Linked DNA regions of Homo sapiens: region 2 is linked to region 1. A link is a contact called in ENCODE Hi-C or POLR2A ChIA-PET data. All regions are on one chromosome and are shown on one strand. The core of a region is the stretch at or near the end of the contact, and the rest is flanking DNA. Distances in the headings are between cores, read along the strand shown. Region 1 holds the start of EGF (epidermal growth factor). Region 2 overlaps EGF (epidermal growth factor).

What was found. A loop is a pair of places that touch in the nucleus more often than their neighbours do. ChIA-PET counts read pairs that join two places held with the same protein, here RNA polymerase II (POLR2A). Pooled maps may share reads with other maps.
Region 2: a map of PC-3 shows a loop between it and region 1 (4-fold over the local background). The contact joins the enhancer-like site here to the promoter of EGF in region 1. A Hi-C loop is called at or near these places in 4 of 168 maps with a recorded cell type or tissue (Caco-2, PC-3, PC-9 and 1 more) and 2 of 50 pooled maps. POLR2A ChIA-PET finds 5 or more read pairs at or near these places in 2 of 52 experiments (CD4-positive, alpha-beta T cell and PC-9).

What each region holds. Positions count from the first base shown.
Region 1 is chr4:109,910,987-109,914,611 of GRCh38, reverse strand. EGF (epidermal growth factor) reads right to left here and starts at 1,729. Exons shown (of 24, transcript NM_001963.6): 1 at 1,150-1,729. The coding sequence starts at 1,276.
Region 2 is chr4:109,965,844-109,969,468 of GRCh38, reverse strand. It overlaps EGF (epidermal growth factor), which reads right to left. Exons shown (of 24, transcript NM_001963.6): 11 at 350-498. Among named protein-coding and RNA genes, the nearest start is that of EGF, 55 kb to the right of the region's middle. Within about 2 kb of position 1,533, at least 2 of the 41 ENCODE cell types and tissues checked have a DNase peak (open chromatin) inside an H3K27ac peak, as active enhancers do; they include PC-3 and PC-9, where a contact is called at or near this core.

The sequences.
Region 1 (3,625 bases), core at 480-2,979:
AGGATTAAGTCTTTATTTCAAATACCCTAGAGTTCTGCTCACCTGTTACAAGGAGTGCTACCTGAGAACAGAGTCCAGAGATTCTGAGCAAAAGCACCTGATTTCCTCATCGGGAACTTCCTTAATGGGAGAGCCAGGACAGCAGCCTAGCTTTGGCAGTTTGGCTCCATTCTGCTCTCTTTATTCAAACTATTGCCTATTGTGTACTGTCTTCCATAGGTGTCTCTTCTGGAAACTGTACTGTGTTTTCCCCCTCAATCTACCTCTTTTTAAAAGCCAGACGCCATCTCAAAAGGGCAAGCTGATAAAAATGGAATGTCGGGGCAGCTATAACCTCTCATCAACAAAGGCGGCTGCCGTGTCTAAGCAGCAGGTTGGAGGCTCACCCAAGGATTAAATAAATGAATTAACAGTTAGAGAGAGAATGTTTTTCAGGCAATATCCTTTGGCAGGATTGTAATTCGCATTCAGTCAAGCTCCCATTTCCCCTTGGCAAAAAATTCATTTAATATGAGAGGACAGTGTGGCTTATTTACCCATTATCATATTTGGCAGTTCTTAAAGTTGCAATGCACCTGTTACTAAAACTCCGGAGTTGTGTCAGAGCCTCAGAAACAGTAAGAGTGGGGAGAAAGTGAAGGAGGTTGAAATTGAAATTTAGGTTAATTTTCACAACTACCTTTGTTCACAGTTCCCTTTCCATTTTTCACTAATTTTTAGAACTTCTGAATTCTTACAAGTTATCAGAAGGAAGGATTTTTTTCTTTGTGGCTTAAGAGTTTCAAACAGACAAACAAAAAATCAACCATCTGTTTCCCTAATTTCCAAGCAATTAGCCAGGTGTTAATTACTCCTCTTGTCAGAGTAAAAGCTGAAGCTTCCATGAAATGTTCTGCTAGTTTAAAATGAGGCATATTCATTCACTTATACACAGAAGTACAGTTTGAGAGTTATGAAGTTTTATAGTTGGTAGCAGATTAGCTCTAATGGCCAGTAAGAAAATAAACATGCATCAGAAAACAAAAATTAAGCAACTATACATACCCAAAGACAAACTTTGTTAAATGCCCAAGTATACCAGATTGAACCAACAGGGATGTGGGGGCAGTTTCCCGGAGACCTGGAGCACCTTTTCATTGGAGTACTTACCCACACAAGTAGAATTCCCATTTCCTGCGAGAGTACCTTCAGGACAGCTCCAGTGCTGCGGTGCTGAGAGACTAACAAAACTAAATTTTGAAACTACTGGCAACAGAATGATAAGAGTGAGCAGCATAATCTTGATGAGTTTGAACTTTCAAAAGAAAACAGCTTGATTTTGCTGGAGCATGGCCCGGGCAAGGTGAGTATGATTGACCCCAGATGCGGCTGCCTGAGCGGAGGCCTCAGCCCTGGGGCATCTTTTACTCTCCTGTTGTGCTGTTGTCCTCCAAGCTCTTTCTTCAACTGAGAGACCTTCTGAATGCAGCCTGCCAAGGGAAGCCACAGGAAAGATTTCTTTATCTATGTTTCTTTGGAAGCCAGTAAGAAATACCTGACACCCTTATGACAAATTTCACAGAGTTTAACAGCCCTGCTCTGGCTGACTTCACTGTGACAGAGCAAGGCAAAGGCTTAGAGAGGAAAAAGAAAGGAAGAACTGATGGAAAGTTCCAGCTACAACCCTTGGATTGGGGCTGAAAGAAGAAATATGGAGATACGATTCCTCTCCCAACAGTTTCTCTTTTTGAAAAGTGGAATGACTCAGCTTTGCTTTTTAAAGCTCTTCAGGCTCCACCTCCTTTCCTTTAGTGACACTTGAGTGAGCCTCTGTTTGCAAATGCGAATGTGGGCAATTCCTCCACACAGGAAAGCAGGGATGACTGCCAAAGAGGAGATAACTCGCTACTCACCATAAATATCCTGGGCAGAACTGGGAGAGAGGAGTTGGGGGCTGTGGAGGTGCTCATGGTGAATGGCGGGAACTGCTAAATATTGGCTATGTTTTAATGTCTGGAAGGATGGAGACAAAATTAAACCATGCAGTATAAATCAATAATAAGCAGCACTGTTGATAGTTTGGATTGATAATAATTGATCATTCACATGAGCAATAGTAAAGATAGTTCACCTTCAGCCCATTATTTGAACGAAATGTCAATACCAGTGCACATTCCAGGAGCTTTATCTTATTTTTCTCTTTCTCCTGTATAGTTTATAGCGGAATTTGAAAGATTATTCTTTCCAAATCAAAGGGAAATCCCTGAGGCCAAATGAAGAGATACAGTATGGACAGACACCTTTTCTTTCAGCATGAGCATGATAAAACATCACGAGGGGCCAGGAGTGCAGAGAAAGGAGTGGATTGTTATTATAGGGACATTGGAAAAAATAAGCTAACAGTGCAAAGCTGGGAAGCACTGGAAATCCAGCACAGAGGAATGCTTTTCCTTCTAAGATAATTTAGGCTTTTTTTTTTTCACATCTCTGTGATAGAAAATAAGAACTGGACGTATCTGTTAGCTGTCTCCTCAACCACTTTCTACTTGGAGCAACAGTGGTTATTTCTTCAGGAGTACAACTAGGGCCCAAAAATACCCAGAAGGCAAACAACTTATAGCAGATTTGATGCACGATGGAAATTTCTGTCAGTTTACTCCATCCTGGAAAATGGACTTTCATTTAAGTTACCCTGAGGTAGTGTTCCAAGTGCTGGTCAAAAATGTACGTAAAAGCAATAGTCACAAAAACAACTGTCACACTAGTGAACACCCCATTACAGAGGAGAACAGACTAACTCTAAGCCTTTTACTCATACTTAATTATGTCCTGATTATTCTCCAAAGACTGGATCACTTTCCTGAAACAGCTTAAGTCAGGATTTCTCCTATTTCAGCCAGCCTCTGCCAGGCAGCTCTGAACCCTTACAGGAGAAACAGACCCTGGGGAAGGGGGAAAGAGAAGTCCTTTAGGTGGTTATGCGGAATATTCCATTGCTTTCTGGACTGAGTCAGACTCAAGACTCATAATGAGCATCCTACAAATAACCTGCACTGACTCTTCGAGTTACTAACTTTATTAATAAGCTTCCCTTTCAGCACAATACATTGCCAGCATCCCAGATGACAGCAATGGAAGGGGCTTAGAGGACAATCAAGCATCACGCTGTGTCAGTGGAGTGGAGTGGAGAGAATGATATGAAGACAAACATGAAATGATCCACAGCTCTGTTCTGTTTGGATTTGGAATCTCTCATATTATTTTTGGTTGGAAAAAGGTTTGCTTTCTTAATTACATGTCACCTGGGCTAATGTTGTCATTAATGTTGAGTACAAGCTCCCTAGGAGATGACGGAGTCAACAGAGGTATAGCAGATGCTATGGCTGATGACTGATGATGAAAATCAATCGCAGCTAATTCATCATCTACAGTTGCCCAGATAGCAAAATCATAGGACAGAGCTACCCAACTGGGAAGGATTTACAGAGATATTTAATAAGTTTATATTCCAGCCGGGCGTGGTGGCTCATGCCTGTAATCCCAGCACTTTGGGAGGCCAAGGTGGGCAGATCACACTTCAGGAGATCTAGACCATCCTGGCTAACACGGTGAAACCCCATCTCTACTAAAAATACAAAAAGTTAGC
Region 2 (3,625 bases), core at 284-2,783, 55 kb before region 1:
CTTGCCACCCACCCTCCAAAAGGCCCCAGTGTGTGATGTTCCCCTCCCTCTGTCCATGTGTTCTCATTGTTCAACTCCCACTTATGAGTGAGAACATGCAGTGTTTGGTTTTCTTTTCCTAACACAGGCTACTTTCTTGGCCTTCAAAATCCTCCCACGCACACAGATGCAATCTTGATGAAAGGAGGAAGTGGAGGGAGTGTGGACCGCAATGGTGGCCTCTTTTCTCCAATCCCAACCAAATGCCCAGCAACATTTTTCTGTGTTCAAAGTGGAAGATGAAGCCAATAGTATTACCTATCCCATCACTCCCATCTCACACAGCTTAAAACTGAAGCAGAAAACATACCCTCTGTCTGTCCAATAGAATCTACGGCCAATCCAGTCCACAGCAAGACCTTCTGGCACATCTACTCCTTCCTCAATAAGCCTTTCTCGCTGGGAACCATCCATATTAGCTCTCTCTATCCACTTCAGGGCTGTATGGGCAAAGTATATCTACAAAAGAGAACACAGGCATTTCTGATTTTTTTTTAAAACTAATGTGGAATATATACAAATGGCACTAGTCTTTAGGTTGTACAGGGTGTTAAGAGCTTGACTTTGGAGATAGGCACACCTGCAACTAAATTCGAACTAGGCTGCTTCCCAGATACGTGTAACCTTAAGCAAGTTATTTAATGTCTCAGAATCTTAGTTTCCTCATCGGTAAAATAAGGATAATAATATCAATCTTATTAGGTAGGTAGGTAGGTAGGTAGATAGATAGATAGATAGATAGATAGATAGATAGATGTATATAGATATAAATATACATATATCCTTAGCCATGTATCTGGCACATATTGCTATTGCTATTGTTATTGCTATAGATAGATAGAGAGATAGATAGATAGATCTCCTTAGCCATGTATCTGGCACATATTGCTACTGCTATTGGTAATTTATTAACCCTTGATCATTGGTCAATGACGTAGCCATCATGCTTGAACTACTGTGGCTTCTGAAAGGGGGCAATGATTTGCAATTAATGAGGGCTACAAGCTGGGCTCAGTCTGTAGCACCCCACTTCACTGCAAGTCAAGAGATACTTAGTCACTGCAGGTCAAAACTGGTTCCCAGTTTTGTCACTTATTTGCTTGATTGCTTTGGATAAATTCTTTAACCTCAATTTTCTCAACTGTAAAAATGAGGAAGTTAGACTAGGTATTTGCTAAAGTTCCTTTAGTCTCTAATCTTATATTCAATCAGATGCCACATAATGACATTTCGGTTGATGATGAACTGCATATACGATGGTGATTCCGTAAGATGATAATGGAACTGAAAAATTTCTATCACCTAGTGACATTGTAGCATTCAAAATGTCATAGTGAAATTACTTTTCTTATAAGTTTAGTGTAGCCTAAATGTTCAGTGTTTGTCTACAGCAATGTACAGTCATGTCCTAAGCCTTCACATTAATTCACCACTCACTTACTGACTCATCCAGTGCAACTTCCAGTTCTGCAAGTTTCATTCATGGTAAGTGCCCTATAAAGGTGTATCATTTTAAAATATCTCTTATGCCATATTTTTTACTGTACCTTTTCTATGTTTAGATACACAAATTTTTACTACTGTGTTACAATACTGCTTACAGTATTCAGCATAGTAACATCCGCACAGGTTTGTAGCCTAGGAGCAAGAAGCTAGACCATTAGTGATGCATGACTGTAATTTCATTTTAATTCATCCATCTTGTTCAACAGAAGATTTCTTGCCAATGCGAAGTTCTTTTACAGTCTAGTATGCAGCCTATCACACAGGTACAAGAATTTCCATAAGACTGTTTAAAAATGACCCAAAGCAATATACAGATACAATGCAATTCTTATCAAATTGCCAACATCATTCTTCACAGAATTAGAAAAAACAATCCTAAAATTCACATGAAACCAAAAATAAGCCTGAAGAGCACAGACGATACTAAGCAAAAAGAAATAAAGCTGAAGGCACCATAGTACCTGACTTTATACTATAAGGCTGTAGTAACCCAAACAGTATGGTACTAGTATAAAAACAGACACATAAACCAATGGAATGGAATAGAGAACCCAGATTTAAAGTCATATGCCTACAACCAACTGATCTTTGACAAAGTCCACAAAAATATACGTTGGGAAAAGGATATCTTATTCAATAAATTGTGCTGGGGAAATTGGAGTGCCATAAACAGTAGAATGAAACTGGACTCTTATCTCTCACCATATAAAAAATTAACTCAAGATGGATCAAACACTTAGGTGTAAGCCTGAAACTATAAAAATCCTAGAAGAAGAACTAAAAGAAACTCTTCTGGACATTTGCCTAGGCAAAGAAATCATGACTAAGCCCTCAAAAGGAAATGCAACAAAAACAAAGATATACAAATGGGAATTAATTAAACTAAAAAGCTTCTGCACAGCAAAAGATAAAATCAACAGAGTAAACAGATAACCTACAGTATGGGAGAAAATACTTGCAAACAATGCAGTTCACAAAGGGCTAATATCCAGAATCTATAAGGAACTCAAACAACCCGAGAAGATAAAAACAAATAACCCCATTAAAAAGTGGGCAAAGGACATAAACAGACATTTTTCAAAAGAAGACACACAAGCAGCCTACAAACATATGAAAAAATGCTTAACATCACTAGTCATCAGAGAAATGAAAATCAAAATCACAATGAGATATCTTCTTACACCCATCAGAATGACTATTATTAAAAAGTTAAAAAACAGCAGATGTTGGCATGGATGTGAAGAAAAAAACAACTCTTATACATTGCTGGTGGGAATGTAAATTTGCAATCCTCTAGGGAAAAAGTATGGTGATTTCTCAAGAGCTAAAAATAGAATGACTTTTTAATCCAGCAATCCCACTACTGGCTATCTACCCAATGGAAAAGAAAGTATTATATCAAAAAGACACCTGCACTTGTATGTTTATCACAGCACTATTCATATAGCAAAGTCATGGAATCAATCTAAGTGTCCATCAATGGATGAGTGGATTTTTAAAATGTGTCATATATATACAATGGAATACTGCTCATAAAAAAGAATGAAATCATTGTGAGCAGCAACATGGATGGAATTGGAAGGCATTATACTAAGTGAAATGACTCAAATAGAAAATCAAAAATTGCATGTTCTCACCTATATGTGAGAGCTGAACAATGGGTACACATGGACATACAGAGTGGAATAACAGACATTGGAGACTGCAAGGGTGGGAGGGTGCAGGGGGGTAACAGGTGAAATACTACCTATGGGAACAATGTTCACTATTCAGGTGATAGGTAAATTAAAAGCCCAGACTTCACCACTACACAATCTATCCATGTAAGACAACTGTACTTGTACCCCTAAACCTATAAAAATTTAAAATGTATATATATATATATTTTTTTAAAGATATGGGTCAGTTGATAATTTAATGAAAGCATTGTAGAATTTTAACTGTGAGTACACATGTGTACATAAACTTACAATCAATAATGAGACTATTCAGAAAATGGTAAGTCGTTAAATAATGGGTTACTCTTCTTTCTAAATGAAATAGAAAAGGTTATGTTTCATAAATACAAATAGGGGTACTT